2 separate regions of the Homo sapiens genome follow, and region 1 is linked to region 2. Evidence: chromatin loops called from intact Hi-C (ENCODE). Cell type or tissue: PC-3. All regions are shown on one strand. Links, peaks and the distances in the headings refer to the core of each region. The heading gives the core; the rest is flanking DNA.

Region 1 (8,330 bases), core at 101-8,100, 73 kb before region 2:
TTATATCTGCCGTCTAAAGGATACCTATCATAAAATTCGGCACACAGCCCAAATAGAAGGTTACCAAAAGCAATCAGAAAAATTAAAGATTAGGATCAAAATGAGTCATCAAAAATGGTTAAGCTTCACCAAAATGTGCAGAAAGATCTGCTTGTGCTGCACTTAATGGAAAGGATTTCAAATGTTAAATCTAGGACATACCCCTTTAACCAGGGGACTTTATTAGTTTAATGCAAATCATAGCCACCCAGCTGTGTAGTAGATCTCTGGAGTGCATGGCATAAAAAGAACCTATCTTCATTGCAACCAGGTAGTTGGTTGACAATTAGCAATAACTCTTGACAGACTAAAACGTCTAACAGGATATTAAAAACAGATACCGAAGAAATACATAGAAATATAAATGGCTGGATAAAATTATTTCATCTCTGAAAAATCAAGAACACCCTTCATATACCATTCTTCGCCACTTCCCTCCTCCCCAAACCCTAAAATAATACAACTCAGGCCGGGCACGGTGGCTCATTCCTGTAATCCCAGCACTTTGGAAGGTAGAGGCGGGCGGATCACAAGGTCAGGAGTTCAAGACCAGCCTGGTCAACATGGTGAAACCCCGTCTCTACCAAAAATACAAAAATTAGCTGAGTGTGGTGGCACGCACCTGTAGTCCCAGCTACTCGGGAGGCTGAGGCAGGAGAATCACTTGAACCCAGGAGACGGAGGTTGCAGTGAGCTGAGATTGCGCCACTGCACTCCAGCCTGGCAACAGAGAGAGACTCCATCTCAAAAAAAAAAAAAAAAAAAAAAAACCTCAAAAAACACCACAAATTCAAGATGCTCTTTTTTCTCCTGATATTCTTTCCCTTTCATCTGCCCTAAAGCTAACCAGAAGAATGTCAACCGCCTCAGCAGAATTATCACTTAGCCCTGCAGCAGAGAACTCCTGGGCTGTCTGCAGAGCCCATGCCCTGCTCTTGATAGTTCATTTCATGGTCACAGAAAAGCCTCCAGGCCTCAGATAGTACATTTCATGATCACAGAAAAGCCTCCAGGCCTCAGGAAGACACTGATGAGTTCCCTCAAAAGGCAGAGCAGAAAATAATTAGAAATAAAGGAAATAGGGTACTGTCCGGACCCTATGGCTTGCTCTGAGTTTTGTAGCCCTACTAGACTATTTCCAGAACCTTGAAATAGCTTCCAGACTCTGGGATCTCACGTCAGCCCTCTAAGCCACATTTATTCCCCAGCCCCATTCCCATGAGCAGAGTTCATTGGACTTGGGTAGACAGCTGACCACATTGGGCCAACCAAATTCTTCCTCAGGAATTTAAACAGAGACTTGTGTCTGTCTGCATTTGAACTTGAAGGCAGAGGTATGCTCACGACGTGACACTGCCAGTTTAGACCCTAAGAGCAGGGAAGTGGAGGAAGCCCAACCACTGCCACAGAGAACGAATCTGATACTGGGAGAGAAGCACGGGTGAGTCCCAGGGTTCTCGGGGTGAAAGAGCAGTGCCTTGGCTCCTGGTATTGCCCTAGTCCTGGTTCCAGACTCCCTTGTAGCCTGGCAGCATTTCCTGCCCTTCTCCCCATAAACCACCCTGTGAATCCTTATACAAATTCTACTTTTATGGTTTACGCTGGTTTGAGTAGGCATTTATTATTTGTAACCAATAAGATATAGTCACATGTTTAATCGTTTAAAAAGTTAATATTTAATGATTTATAACCCCAGGAGAATAGCTTATAGCACACATTTCTTTAGCAGCACATACTAAAATGTATTTGTTTCCAATGTCAAAATCTATTTTTTATGTTTCCCAATAGCCCTTTCTAAACACAGCCACATATAGGGTATTAGTACTCACTCTCCCTGGCCTACGGGATGAGCTCTCGAATCTAAAAACCTTGGGTGAAACATTTTACTTTCAGATCTTCAAACTGAGGAAAGAGTCTCACAGACTAAAACACATACCATAGGAACCAACACAATGCCAGGAACACTTGCTCAGGACTCAGAAACGGGGGCACCAAAACTGGGCTGGAGTTTAGGTAATAGCCACTAGCCATGGCAGTCCCTGCCCTGTCAGTTGGCACGCGCCCATAGCCTGAAGGAGGAAGTAAAATCAGAACAGTGCTAACACTTCATGGTTTTCCTGGCCAGGAAATTCGGCTGTACTCATTCAAGCATCCACCCATTCCACATTCACTGCATACCCACTCCCCACTACATACCAAGCTCAGCACCACACGATGGGGAATACTGGGGTGATTATGACAGACCCTGTCCACTCAGAGTTTCTTCCATCAAACATTCACACTTTAGTAAGACAGAGGAAACTGGCACACAGACAATTACATTGTACTGCAGTCCATGATAAAACGAGAAGTGTGGCAGATCGCAGCAATGCAGAGAAAGAACGCTGCGAGTTCCACACATTGAAAGGGAGGGAGGAAACCAGAGTCAACTAAACATGCCTCTGGACTGTGCATTTGCACACGAATGCTCATGGAAGGCTAGGGACCGTCAAAAACTGGTCCCAGGCTAGTCACGGTGCCTCACGTCTGTAATCCCAGCAGTTTGGGAGGCCAAGGCAAGCAGATTGCTTGAGCCCAGGAGTTCAAGGCCAGCCTGGGCAACACAGCAAAACCCCATCTCTACCAAGGGGAAAAAAAAATTAGCCAGGTGTGGTTGTGTGCACCTATAGTCCCAGCTACTTGGGAGGCTGAGGTGGGAGGATCGCTTAAGCCTGGGAGGTCAAGGGTGCAGTGAGCCACGACGGTGCCACTGCACTGCAGCCTGGGTGAGAGAGTAAGATCCTGTCTCAAAAAAGATTAAAAAAAATAATAAAACTGGCCCCAAACACAAATGAACAGAATTCCAAAAATGGAAAATAACATAATTTTAGATTTTTATTTCCATTTTCTGTTTCCTTTAGGAAAGGGAAACAGAAGTGGTCTCCCCTGTAATCAATCCCTCCCTGTCTCCTGTGGGTCCACGGACACCCACATGAAAGACCCCAGCTCCCTGCCTGGGTGAGCCCCGGGCAGGACTGACCACTCAGACGGCTCATTTGGTCACACCTTTCCTGAGCCCTTCCTCTCAGATCAGAATTGCCTGTTACCTACACCGAGCATCCAAGCTCGTTTTCCAACATGTGAAAAGCCAGTTTCCAAAGGAAAAAGGAAAAAAATAAAAAGGCACTGTTACCACCAATTTATCCCCTCATTTGTAACCAGGCTGAGCTGTAAGCAGACCCCTGCCAGCACCTGAAAGGCCATCGCTCTGAGGACACTAGCCCGAGCTTTAGTTACAATATCTTTTTTCACTGCCCATTAGGTGCTCAGCTGCCCCCTCTCTCCTTTCCCCACACACGCCGGCTCCTAGGGTGGACTTTTTTTTTAACCTCTGTAACTAAATAACCTGATAACGCCATGTGATAAGGGAATGGTGGCCTAAAAACCCTAAGTTTCCAATTCCAGCAGCCATGGCTCCATTTTCATGTTTCACACACAGAAGACATTAACGAAGGCCCTAAAAATAAGAGACACTGGAGGCAGCCAAAGAGACACCTAACACTCAATCAAAGCCGTGCAAGTGAGGAGAGCAGTTTTTGGGAGCCAGGCCAAACACTGTTCTATTGGAGGAATGAATTTTGTGTTTGTGCGCAGTCAGCAGCCCAGAGGAGATGTGAGAATACAGGACCTGGACAACTAAAGGCCCGGGAAAACCCTCTCTGTCCTGCCAGAGTCTACCGCATGGGCAAACACTCCATACCCAAACTGTTCAAAAGGGATGACTTATTTCTTCCATGCAAAAGGCCAGAAGAAAAATGAAAAGCCAGAAGGAGAGAGGAAACAAGGGTGTGATGGTTTCTTTGCAAACCTCTACTGCGGAACAGCTCCATACTCACCAAGCCAGGTCTACACAGCAGGCCTGGTTTAGTGTTGGCTACTGGTTTTCCATCCCTAAGACATGTGCAACCTTGCCAAATGCGGGGGGTAGCAGGGTAGGCAGGCAGCATATTCATCCTCAGGGGAGAACAGCAAAAGCCCAGAAGGAATTTTAATTTCTCTTATAAAACAAAAATCTCAAGACAAAAACTTTACTGCCAAACTTTACATGGAAAGCAAAAATAAACTATTTGCTTTATACCTGCTGCCACAGGTATGAAATATTTTATTAGATGACTGTCCACTCACCATTAGGCTGACTCTCAAATTATGGACAGGAAGAGAGCAAACCGTTCACTTGATGGACGCAGCTAAGATGAACACTCAGCTGCTCACATTGTGTTCAGGTTCTGGTGCATTTTGAACACTTCGTAAGAGAAATTACTGAAGCTCTTAATAACAAACTTGCCTTCCAGAACAGAAAGGTTTTATGAAAAAATCCTCAACCAAACCCTTGATACATTCTCAGTTAAATGCTATACTAAAAGTTCTCAGGAAGTCTCTATTTTGGAGACCTGTAATTTTTAACCGTATAGTTTGGTTGCTGCTGACTAAAGCTGAGAGTAATTTTACAACTCCATTATCCACATGTGGATGACTCATTTGTTAGATTAGCCTAACTTCCAGCTGCCCTCCCCCTCTGCTGTTCAACCTGCTGCTGGATAATGTTCCAACTGCCTGCTCTAAGAGGCTGAAAGTATGCAAACCCATCTTAACACAACACAGAGACAAAATGAGATAGTGGTGTTGACTATGTTTTGAATGCATTTCTCCAAGACAAATAAGAGTTTTGGATTGATGCACTGTTTTGGGCAATTGGCACAATTTCACTTTATTAGTATGAATTTTAATGTGATGTTTCTAACCTCTTAAATCAAAGTGTGCCTCAAAGTATGCTCCACAAACCCTTAAGGGTCCTCATGATCAAACCACTTTAATGATAATACTGAGCCACTATTTGCCTTTTTCCTTGTGTTGACGTTTGCACTGATGGTGCAAGAGCAATGGTGGTGTGACAGCAGGAACCTTAGCCTGAGTCAAGGTGACAGTGCCAGGCGGTACTAGCAGGAATTATGTTCTTCCCACCATGAAATCCCAGGGGCTTTTTGTTGTCTTTTATGCCAGTTTCATTTAAGAAAGTCTCGATGAAGCATTAACAATTATTGATTCTGGGCCAGGCATGGTGGCTCACACCTATAATCACAGCACTTTACGAGGCCAAGGCAGGTGGATCACATGAGGCCAGGAGTTGGAGACCAGCCTGGCAAACATGGTGAAACCCCATCTCTACTAAAACTATAAAAATTAGCCGGGCGTGGTGGCGTGTGCCTGTAATCCCAGCTACTCATAAGTCTGAGGCAGTAGAATCGCTTGAACCCAGGAGGTGGAGGTTGCAGTGAGCTAAGACTGGGCCACTGCACTCCAGCCTGGGCACAGAGCAAGACTTTGTCTCAAAAAAAAAAAAAAAAAAAGGTTCAGAATTCTGAGTAAATATTCTGACACATAAAGCATTTGGCTACACTCCAGGGATGAGGGCTGTCTTGAGCTGAGCAGCCACTCTCTCCATGAAACACCACTTTGACTCAAAAGAACAACTACAATATGGTTGCTTAGACTTGGATATTTGGCAGATACTTTTTTGAAATACAATAAAGTTTTCCAAGTGAAAAACACAATCTTAGAAAATGTGCATCTACCGTCAGCTTGACGGCTTCCTAATAATACTTAAAGGCTCTTTGATGAGACTGATGGTGATACTAATAATTGTGACTTTTTTGATGTTGAATAATGAAATGTGTCAACATTTAGAAGAACCTGCAGAACTCAATGAAATAGTGTTTTCCAAACTAAAGAATGCGGTCACACCAACACATAAAAGAGCCATTCAACACATAAGATGGACCAATATGAAACACAGACACGGTTTCATTCTCTACCTTGCAACCAACCTTTGAGAAACTTACTTGCCAACGACCACTATCAAAAGTATCAAAGAATATCTCCAGTTACGTGAAAAAGCTATTAAAATATTCCCTCCTTTTTTCAATTACATATATGTGTTAGACATACACTTCAACCAAAACATATCACAACAGATTGAAGCAGAAGCAGCTGAGAGTCCAACTATGTTTTATTTAAGTCAGACAGAAGAGGGATGTAAAACACCACTCTTCCCACTAAATTTTTTTTGTTAGGGAAAATGTCCTTTTTCATAAAATTATGTAGTTTGTGTAACTGTATAAAGGGATTACTATTACTATTTTAAATCAATTAATAAATCTTTAAAATCTCTCATCTTAAATTTCTAATATGACCAATATCAGTAGATAAAATCTATGTAAATAAAACTCTTTAGAGTCCCCAATAATTTTTTTTTTTTTTTTAGATGGAGTCTTGCTCTGTCACCCAGGCTGGAGTGCAGTGGCATGATCTTGGCTCCCTGCAACCTCCGCCTCCCGCGTTCAAGTGATTCTCCTGCCTCAGCCTCTGGAGTAGCTGGGATTACAGGTGTGAGCCACCACGCCCAGCTAATTTTTTGTATTTTTAGTAGAGATGGGGTTTAACCATGTTGGCCAGGGCTGGTCTCGAACTCCTGACCTCAAGTGATCTGCTTGCCTCGGCCTCCCAAAGTGCTGGGATTACAAGCGTGAGTCACTGCACCAAAAGCCATCCTAAGAACTAGTGCCTTAATCTATACTAAAAAATTCAACATGTCAACTCTATTTAATATTTTCAAATAAAAATGGATTTCCAGTATCATAGGACATAATATTTCTAATAAGCTTGGCTTTTTAAAACATATACTTTGTTGATATGCCCAGGGATCATCTCTTAGGATCTGTAGTTTTCATACTAAAATCCACCCAACAGCCAGGCACAGTGGCGCAAACCTGTAAAACCAACCACTTGGGAGGCTGAAGCAAGAAGCTTGAGCCCAAGAGTTCAAAAGTCCATCCCGGGCAATATAGCAAGACTCTGTCTCTAATTTTTTTTTTTTAATTTAAAAAAGATATCTCAGCAGGGCGTGGTGGCTCAGGCCTGTAATCTTAGCACTTTGGGAGGCCAAGGTGGGCAGATCACTAGGTCAGGAGATCGAGACCATCCTAGCTAACACGGTGAAACCCTGTCTCTACTAAAAACACAAAAAAATTAGCCAGGCGTGGTGGCACGTGCCTGTAGTCCCAGCTACTCGAGAGGTTGAGGCAGGAGAATCGCCTGAACCCAGGAGGTGGAAGTTGCAGTGAGCTGAGATAGTGCCACGTGCGCACTCCAGCTTGAGTGACAGAGTGAAACTCCATCTCAAAAAAAAAAAAAAAGCAAAAAAAGATAACGCAATAGCTTATCTTTTACTGGCACTCAGTCATTCACTCAGAATGTAGTTACTGAGCACCTTCCAGATGATGCTAGAAATATCAGCAACACTGCCCTCATGGACATTATGTTCCAGTGGCATTCATCCATCATCTACTTAGGTATTCGTTCAATGAAATTAATTAGCCATCTATTATATGCCAGGCACTGTGCTTGGTCTAGGAATCAAAATGTTGATACACCTAACTGCATTTTTTATTAGGGCTATAAATTCCATTTTCAAATGTTTTCAAAATTTTTGCTCATTTCCAAATTTCCTTGAAGTTCAGAGAGATTTCTTCATCCTCAATCTGAAGGCTACTGCTTCTATATATTTTTCCTGCCTGCAATTTTACGATGAAATAACTCAAGTTTTAAGGTAAGAGAAATAAGTCAATAATCAGGACTGTCGTACAGTCAGCCACCTCCCTGACACTGACTTTTTCATTTCCATGATAAAAAAAGGAAAATGGTCCCTGACCCTGGAGCTCCAGGAAAGCCAGCTTCCAGCACTTTGTGAAGGGAATGCATCCCTCGGGAGGCTCAAGAGAACTGGAAGCTGCCTCTATTGGCAGGATGACCCGGGATGACACGGATTTCCTTATAAAACTAATTAGGCAAGTGATGGCATATATAAACACTACTCTGAAAGTCATTAAAGCAAGATTCCAGAGGAAACTGAAAGATAATTGTCCATTAGTTACACAGGCTGAACATAAATGATTGCTTCAGAAATTCAACTTCCTAACAAGGTTTTCTAATTCAATCACAATTTAAATACACACACACACACACAAAAGTAGCTAGAAAACTGGTGTAGGAAGTAATGGTGGTAACATATAAATCTCAAATGTGTGAATTGATAACAATTCTGTAATCCTGTGTATTTTGCTATTTCCAAAGCAAGATAAGGTATAAGAGTTCCTAAGAAAATCCAGCAATAGAGGGTGCGGGGGAAAGGGTATTTAGTTTGCAAAAGAAATAGGAGACAAATGAGAAAAATAAAAAGGGTAATCCTTGATTCT
Region 2 (8,330 bases), core at 328-8,327:
GGCTCCTGTAATCCCAGCTACTCGGGAGGCTGAGGCAGGAGAACCCGAGAGGTGGAGGTTGCAATGGGCCGAGATCGAGCCACTGCACTCCAGCCTGGGTGACAGAGTGAGACTCTGCCTAAAAAAAAAGAAAATTAAATTTTTTCTTTACAGGCGTGAGCCACCGCGCCCAGCCAAGAATATTAATTTCTTTTTCTTTTCTTTTTGAGACAAGTTCTCACTCTGTCACCCAAGCTGGAGAGCAGTGGCGTGATCAGGGCTCACTGCAGCCTTGACCTTCTGGGCTCAAGTAATCCTCCCACCTCAGCCTTCCGAGTAACTGGGACTATGGGCAGCCCTGATCATGCCTAGCTAGTTTTTTGTATTTTTTTTTTTTTTTTTTTTTTTGTAGAGACAGAGTTTCACCATGCTGCCCAGGCTGGTCTTGAACTCCTGGGCTCAAGCAATTCATCCGCCTCAGCTTCCCAAAGTGCTGGGATTACAGGTGTGAGCCACTGTGCCCGGCAAATATTAATTTCTTAATTGACTCAGTGGCCACTCTGTCCTGAACTGCCACTCTGGGCCCTTATTCTCCAAAAGCTGCACTGTCATGGGTGTCAATGGCACCCCCAAATCAAAACACTTTACCCCTAAGCTACAGGCTAGAAAACTATATGGTAACTCTGGTTTCTAGTTATGCTGGAATGTCCTACTCTTTTATTGAGACAGGACTTCCTAGCCAGCTTTGCAGCCACTTTACATTTATCAGGCCCTCCTTCTTGGCAATGCTTGTATTTTCTAAACCAGCCTCAGAAAAACAGGAGATCCTCCATAAAATAAAGTCTCAAGTAGACCCATAAGTATGGGACCAAGAAACCCCTTGCAAAGCAATACATGCTCAGCCTGTGATCATCTCTTTTTTTTTTTTTTTTTTTTTTTTTTTGAGATCGGAGTCTCGCTCTGTCGCCCAGGCTGGAGTGCAGTGGTGCGATCTCGGCTCACTGCAAGCTCCGCCTCCCGGGTTCAAGCCATTCTCCTGCCTCAGACTCCCAAGTAGCTGGGACTACAGGCGCCCGCCACCACGCCCGGCTAATTTTTTTTGTATTTTTAGTAGAGACGGGTTTCACCATGTTAGCCAGGATCGTCTCGATCTCCTGATCTTGTGATGTGCCCGCCTCAGCCTCCCAAAGTGCTGGGATTACAGACTTGAGCCACTGCGCCCAGCCGTGATCATCGCTTTAAAGACAAAAACAATTTCCCATGCAAGAGCCAATATGCCCTCAAACCGGAAGCCAGGTGAGGACGCCAACCTTTAATTGAGAAGTTTTTAAAACAGGGCCTCCTGGTTCCATGTCAGTCAGTCTCTTTGTAATACTCCTTCCGTCCCTGTCCAAAAACCAAATGCAGAATAATCATCTAGTTCAAGACTTAGGAGCTATTAATGAGGTTGTAATTACCTTACATTCTATAGTGTCAAATCCTTTTTAATTACTTATTTATTTTTTTGAGACGGAGTCTTGCTCTGGAGTGCAGTGGCGCAATCTCAGCTCACTGCAACCTCTGCCTCCCAGGTTCAAGCAATTCTCCTGCCTCAGCCTCTGGAGTAGCTGGGACTACAGGCACGCACCACCATGCTTGGATAATTTTTGTATTTTTAGTAGAGACGAGGTTTCATCATGTTGGCCAGGCTGATCTCGAACTCCTGACCTCAAGCGATCCACATGCCTCGGCCTCCCAAAGTGCTGGGTTTAGAGGCGTGAGCCACTGCGCCCAGCCCTATAGTGTCAAATCCTTATGCCATATTTACCCAAATACCAGAGACACCAATTGATTCACGATATTAGATTTCAATAATGCTTTATTTTGTATCCTTTTACACTCTGACTCTCAATTTTTGTTTGCTTTTGGGTGGACTAATCCTGAAACTAATTTTACCCAGCAGTACACCTGGATAGTACTGCCTCAGGGCTTTAAGGATAGCCCTCACTTGTTCAGAAATGCTTTGCCACAAGAATTAAGAGAGTGGCCGTGTGCATGGGCTCACACCTGTAATCCCAGCATTTTAGGAGGCTGAGGCAGGTGGATCACGAGGTGAGGAGATTGAGACCATCCTGGCTAACATAGTGAAACTCCTTCTCTACTAAAATACAAAAAATTAGCCAGATGTGGTGGCACACGCCTGTAGTCCCAGCTACTCCGGAGGCTGAGGCAGGGGAATCGCTTGAACCAGAGAGGTGGAGATTGTAGTGGGCCAAGATAGAGGCATTGCATTCCAGCCTGGCAGCAGAGCGATTTTCTGTCTCAAAAAAAAAAGAGATAGATTCATTCTTTGATGTTATACATTATTATTATTATCTGTTTTAATATTAGTCACTGTTGTACAGAAACCAGCCAGTTATTGATCAGGCGACTACATGATGGGAATAGAATATTTGGGAATAAGATAATTAAAATAACTATGGGCAGTCCTATTATTGTAGGGGTAATGAAAGAGGCAAATGGATTTTCATTCATTTTAATTCTCAAGGGGTTTTGTTCTTCTATGATTAGAACTTTTCTTAGCATTAGGTTTGCACCGCAGTTCTGATAAATTTCCATCTTTTTCCAGGAATCTTCATGAATATTCCACCCCTTAATTCAATAAACCCATAAATGTAGGGACTCCAAACCCCATTGCACTTGCACTTCCCTTTCTTAAGTGTGTAATTCTGCCTTTGCAATAAATCTCTGTACTTTCACTGAAAGAAAAAAAAAAAAGGTCTCACTCTGTCACCCAGGCTGGAGCGCAGTGGTGCTATCACTGCTTACTGCATTTCAACCTCCAGGGCTCAAGCCATCTTCTCACCTCAGCCTCCCAAGTAGCTGAGACTACAGGCACAGGCCACCATGCCCGGCTAATCTTTTTATTTATTTATTAATTTTTTAGAGACGGGGTCTTGCTATGTTGCTCAGGCTGATCTTGAACTCCTGGCCTCAAGCAATCCTACCACCTCAGCCTTCCAAAGTGCTGGGATTACAGGCATAAGCCACCACACCTGGCCATGATAAAACTCCTTTTTGTCATGGAGAAAATCCTCAGTGCTCCACGCTCAGCTGCTGCATGTTCCAGAGCTTCACTTCTCCCTCCCGCAGTTCAGCCTTTGGCCATTTCATTCCTCATTAGCACCTTCCCTGGGAAGAAGAACAGAGAGAAGCTGGAACTCAGGTCAGTCAATTTTGCTATTAGTAACTGTTGCCAAGATTGAGTTGGGGAGAGGAAAAGAAGCAGTCAAAATAAAGGTTAGGAATTATGTGTATATTTTTATAATACAGCTGTCTATTTCTCTGTCTCTCATTTCTCTCTTTTTTTTTCTTTTTTTTTTTTGAGATGGAGTCTTTCTCTGTTGCCCAGGCTGGAGTGCAGTGGCACTGTGTCAGCTCACTGCAAGCTCCACCTCCCGGGTTCACACTATTCTCCTGCCTCAACCTCCTGAGTAGCTGGGACTACAAGCGCCCGCCACCACACCTGGCTAATTTTTTGTATTTTTAGTAGAGACGGGGTTTCACCATGTTAGCCAGGATGGTCTCGATCTCCTGGCCTTGTGATCCGCCCGTCTCGGCCTCCCAAAATTCTGGGATTACAGGCATGAGCCACTGCGCCCAGCCCTCATTTCTCTTTACTGAAACATCTCTGTAGAAAAGTCTGGGTCCCATGTCTCCACTTCCTCACCCCCACTCATTGCTTAACCCCACTCCCAATCCAGTGTTCTGCTAGGTTTGTCTTTTCCAAGGCCATGAGTAATCTCTTGGTTGCCAAATCATAGGGCCTTTTCTTATCTGTGTGATATTGGAATGGCTAACCTTAACACTCACTGTTCAGATTGCCAGCTATGCCCTTATCTTCTGAGAATACTTGTTGTCTACCCAACTCCATTTTCCCCTTCTGCTTTGCAATGCTTTTCTAGGGATATGTGCCCATCTAAGATACTACACTCCTAAACTCCTTTGCAGCTGTGACCAGTGAGATATGAGCAGGATTATGCACAGAGAGAGGCAGCCTAGAAAGCCATCAGCCACTTCTTCTGGCGGCTTGGACAGGATCCTGACTGTAGCCTCCTTTTTCCAGCCAGCCAGGGCTTTGGAGGCCTGAGATCATTACATCCTAATGAAATTTCCTTTTCCCGAATACAGCTGTGGTCTAAGCAGCCTCCTGTAGAATAAGTGTTCTGGGAGGCTGCAGCTATACCTTTGGGGGTCCCTGAGAAAGGGAACGGGAAATTCATTTGGGAGAAGAGGGTTTCTGTGTGAAGCATTGAGAATGATCCTTGGTTGTTCTTTCTGGTGCAAAGAGTGACATATCGAGAGACAACAGAGCTGTAGGGGATAGGGACAGGAGCCCCACCTAAGCACCAGCACGAGCCAGGCTGGAAGGGGGACCTCTTAGCTTGAGCAGCTGGAAATGCCCAGGTTCCTGCTTGTGCTTAGAGAATTGGAGGAGATTGGAGTGAGAAGTGCTCTGCAGAAGCCTCTGGAAGTCAATCTGACACCTCAGCGGAGGATGAGAAGCAGGCCCCATCAGGAGGACGGGTGGGACTGGGGTGGGGTGGGGCTGCATGGGAATGATTGTGCGGCGAGTAGACGAGCCAAGTAGGAAAAGATCAGCAAGTTGTATAAAGGCCACTGGGGAATACTCCTAGTTAGAGTGGGGGACCTTGGGCACAGTGAGTCACTGTGGCATCACACAATCCTTGCTGGTTTTGTTTTCTCAGTGACACATCTTCCTGATACACTGTGGTCACTCTACTGGCTAGTCTGCAAGTGGTGCCAGCTCACTGAGTCATCTACTGGAAAGACTGTCTTAGGCACGTAATACCTTGCAAAGATAATCTGCACTGCTGTGGGGTGGTCCATAGGGCTCAGATGAATTCCTGAGACTTTGGGTAAATCCTATTCTCTTCTGAGCCTCAGTTTTCTTAGCTATGAAATGAGAGTGGGATTCCACTTATGTGAACAAAGGCTATTGGCTTTGTTGTAAGGACTAACGAGGTGATATATTTATTTCTTATTTTTATTATTTTTATTTTATTTACTATTATTATTATTATTTTTTGGAGATGGAGTCTTGCTCCGCCGCCCAGACTGGAGTGCAGTGGCACAATCTCAGCTCACTGCAACCTCCACTTCCTGGGTTGACACAATTCTCCTGCCTCAGCCTCCCAAGTAGCTGGGATTACGGGCACATGCCAACATGCCTGGCTAATTTTTTTTTTTTTTTTTTGTATTTTAGTAGAGACAGGGTTTCACCACGTTGCCCGGGCTGGTCTCGAACTCCTGAGCTCAGGCAATCCGCCCACCTCAGCCTCCCAAAGTTCTAGGATTACAGGTGTGAGCCACCATGCCTGGCCTGTTTTTATTTATTTTATTTTTGAGACAGAGTCTCACTCTGTCACCCAGGCTGGAGTGCAGTGGTACGATCTTGGCTCACTGCAACTTCTGCCTCCCAGGCTCGAGCAAGCCTCCCACCTCAGCCTCCCCAGTAGCTGGGATTACAGGCATGCACCACCATGTCAGGCTAATTTTTGTATTTTTGGTAGAGATGGGGTCTCACTATGCTGGAGTTGGAGAACTCCTAGGCTTAAGCAATCCTGCCTTGGCCTCCCAAAGTGTTGGGATTACAGGCGTGAGCCACCATGCCAGGTGAGGTCTAGAATTTGAGGCCAGCCTGGGCAACATAGTGAGACCCTGCCTCTACAAAACACTTTAAAAATAATTAGCTGGGCATGGTTGCCTATGCCTGTAATACTAACTACTCAGGAGGCTGAGGTAGGAGGATTGTCAGAGCCCAGGAAGTCCAGGCTGCAGCCGGATGATGGAGCAAGACTCTGTCTCTAAAAAATTTTTGTAAATAGGCCAGGCGCAGTTGCTCACGCCTGTAATCCCAGCACTTTGGGAGGCCGAGACGGGCAGATCACGAGGTCAGGAGATCAAGACCATCCTGGCTAATGCAGTGAAACCCCGTCTCTACTAAAAATACAAAAAATTAGCCAGGCGCGGTGACGGGCACCTGTAGTCCCAGCTGCTTGGGAGGCTGAGGCAGGAGAATGGCGTGAACCCGGGAGGCAGAGCTTGCAATGAGCCGAGATCGCGTCACTGCACTCCAGCCTGGGTGACAGAGCAAGACTCCGTCTCAAAAAAAAAAAAAAAAATTGTAAATAATAATGATTTAAAAAAACATTCAGGCTCTTTCTGATACTTATGCATGGTCTAATGAATTCCCTTTCTTCTTGTTTGTGCAATGGCTGTCTCTAACACAAGGTTTAGACTTTTGAATACTTTTTTTTTTTTTGCACAGATACCGTTTCTTTTTCTTGTTTAGACACAGGATCTTGCTCTGTCACTGTCACCTAGGCTGGAGTGTGTAGCTATCACAGCTCACTGCATCCTCCAACTTCTGGGCACAAGGGATCCTGCCACCTCAGCCTCTTGAGTAGCTGGGACTACAGTTATGTACCACCCAGGCCCAGCTACACTTTTTAAAGAGATGGGGGTCTTGGTACATTGTCCAGCTGGTCTAGAACTCCTGGACTCAAGCAGTCCTTCTGCCTTGGCCTCTCAAGGTGCTGGGGTTGCAGGCATGAGCCACTGTGCCCAGCTTTTTGTTGTTGTTGTTTTGTTTTCGTTTTGTTTTGAGAGACAGGCTCTATCTCTGTCTCCCAGGCTAGAGTGCAGTGGCATAATCATAGCTCACTATAGCCTTGAATTACTGGGCTCAAGCAACCCTCCTGTCTTAACCTCCAGTGTAGCTAGGAATTTAGGTGTGTGGCACAACACCTGGCTGATTTTTAATTTTTTTATATAAATGGAGTCTCACTATGTTGGCCAGGCTGGTCTCAAACTCCTGGCCTCAAGCAATCCCCCTGCCTTGGCCTCCCAAGGTGCTGGGATTACAACCTTGATCCACCATGCCTGACCAGCACAGATAATTATTAATGATTGTTTCATACTCCAGATGTCAGCTTGCTTTGCAAAAATGTAGCAGTATCTATTATGTTCTTTGTAAAGATACGAGTAATAAAAGCTCACACTGCAAAATTTTCACAAATGTAATTTCATTTATTCTTCACCAAAGCCTTATTTTGTGGATCAGAACATTGAGGTTCACTGCCATCATGACTGATTTTCTAATTGTTATGATATCCTTCTGGAAAGGTGGGGTTTTTTTTTGCTGTTATCGTACATCTCAAGGGCCTTTAATGGGATGAGTGACTCACTGTAAAGTTTGTAAGTTGGGTGACTTTATCACTGACATCCCTCAGGAACAGCCACAAGAAGTAAATGGGGGTGGATTTTTAGTGTTTGCCACTGACACATTCTTAGTTTTAGCCAAAAAAAAAAAAAAAAGAAAAAGAAAAAAAGAAAAAGCTAAAGCAACTCATTACACAAGAATGCCGCCCCGTCTTGGACTCTCCTCTTCAACAAGGATGATTCCTGCCCTGTAAAATTACATTGTAAGAAACGTGTCAAAGATGAAAAAATTTGGAAGCATGTTCAATCAATAAGATTGCTGGAAAGCAAATGGAAATTACATTCTATCCAGGGAAAAGGAGAGCCAGCCACCTGCCAGAAATGGAAAGTTCACAGGACTGAAAAATAGCATCTGGCTTCCTTTGCAGTAGAATGTGGAGCCAAAAAGATACTTTCACTTAAAGGCAGTTAGGAAATTACCAGTTTGCTGTGAAGAGCACTGACCAGAGGGTGGGGAGAGGTGACAGAGGACAGCCACTGGAATCGGAGGAACCTGGCTGCTGATCTGGGCTCCTTCACTTCTGGGATAACCCCAGGCAAATTATCAACCTCTCCGGGCTGTTGTGGGAATTAAACAGAATAATGCATACAGGGCCCCTGTTAGCATCATATGCATCTAACATGCTAGTCCTCTTCCTCCACCCGTTGGGATCACCTTGTGACTTTCACCTTTTTTTGGTTGCTGTTGTTATTTGGTTTTTCTTAGTTTACATCAGACACCTTGTGCAGTGGGCGCCATCTCCCTTTATGGAAGGTGAAGAGGCCTCATGCTTCTTGCCTCTGACACGTGAAGAACAGGAACACGAACAGGCCTGAACTCTTATGCACTTTCATATCTTTTTGTTTTTTTTTTTTTTTTTTTTTTTTTTGAGGCAGGTTCTCACTCCGTCATCCAGGCTGGAGTACAGTGGCACAAACTCGGCTCACTGCAACCTCCGCCTCCTGGGTGCAAGCAATTCTCCTGCCTCAGCCTCCTGAGTAGCTGGGATTATAGGTGCCTACCACCATGCCTGGTTAATTTTTTTGTATTTTTATTAGAGACGGGGTTTCACCATGTTGGCCAGGCT

What was found. Peaks named below come from ENCODE experiments on the same cell type or tissue, not always from the same donor. Only the 100,000 strongest peaks of a DNase experiment are listed, where the experiment ranks them.
Region 1: it touches region 2 in a loop (4-fold over the local background); 2 of 110 quality-filtered maps call a loop at or near these places.

Annotation. Positions count from the first base shown.
Region 1 is chr17:66,345,038-66,353,367 of GRCh38, reverse strand. The region is part of intron 2 of PRKCA (protein kinase C alpha); the gene reads right to left. Among named protein-coding and RNA genes, the nearest start is that of PRKCA, 47 kb to the right of the region's middle. RefSeq lists enhancers at 4,483-4,777, 7,143-7,437 and a silencer at 7,143-7,437. In PC-3, for the core only: no CTCF peak of the experiment used is centred there; DNase peaks (open chromatin) are centred at 4,577 and 5,487; H3K4me3 peaks cover 1,708 bases; H3K27ac peaks cover 2,521 bases.
Region 2 is chr17:66,272,222-66,280,551 of GRCh38, reverse strand. No RefSeq gene overlaps it. Among named protein-coding and RNA genes, the nearest start is that of PRKCA, 26 kb to the left of the region's middle. RefSeq lists a silencer at 3,727-4,021. In PC-3, for the core only: no CTCF peak of the experiment used is centred there; DNase peaks (open chromatin) are centred at 4,791 and 7,281; H3K4me3 peaks cover 1,504 bases; H3K27ac peaks cover 5,084 bases.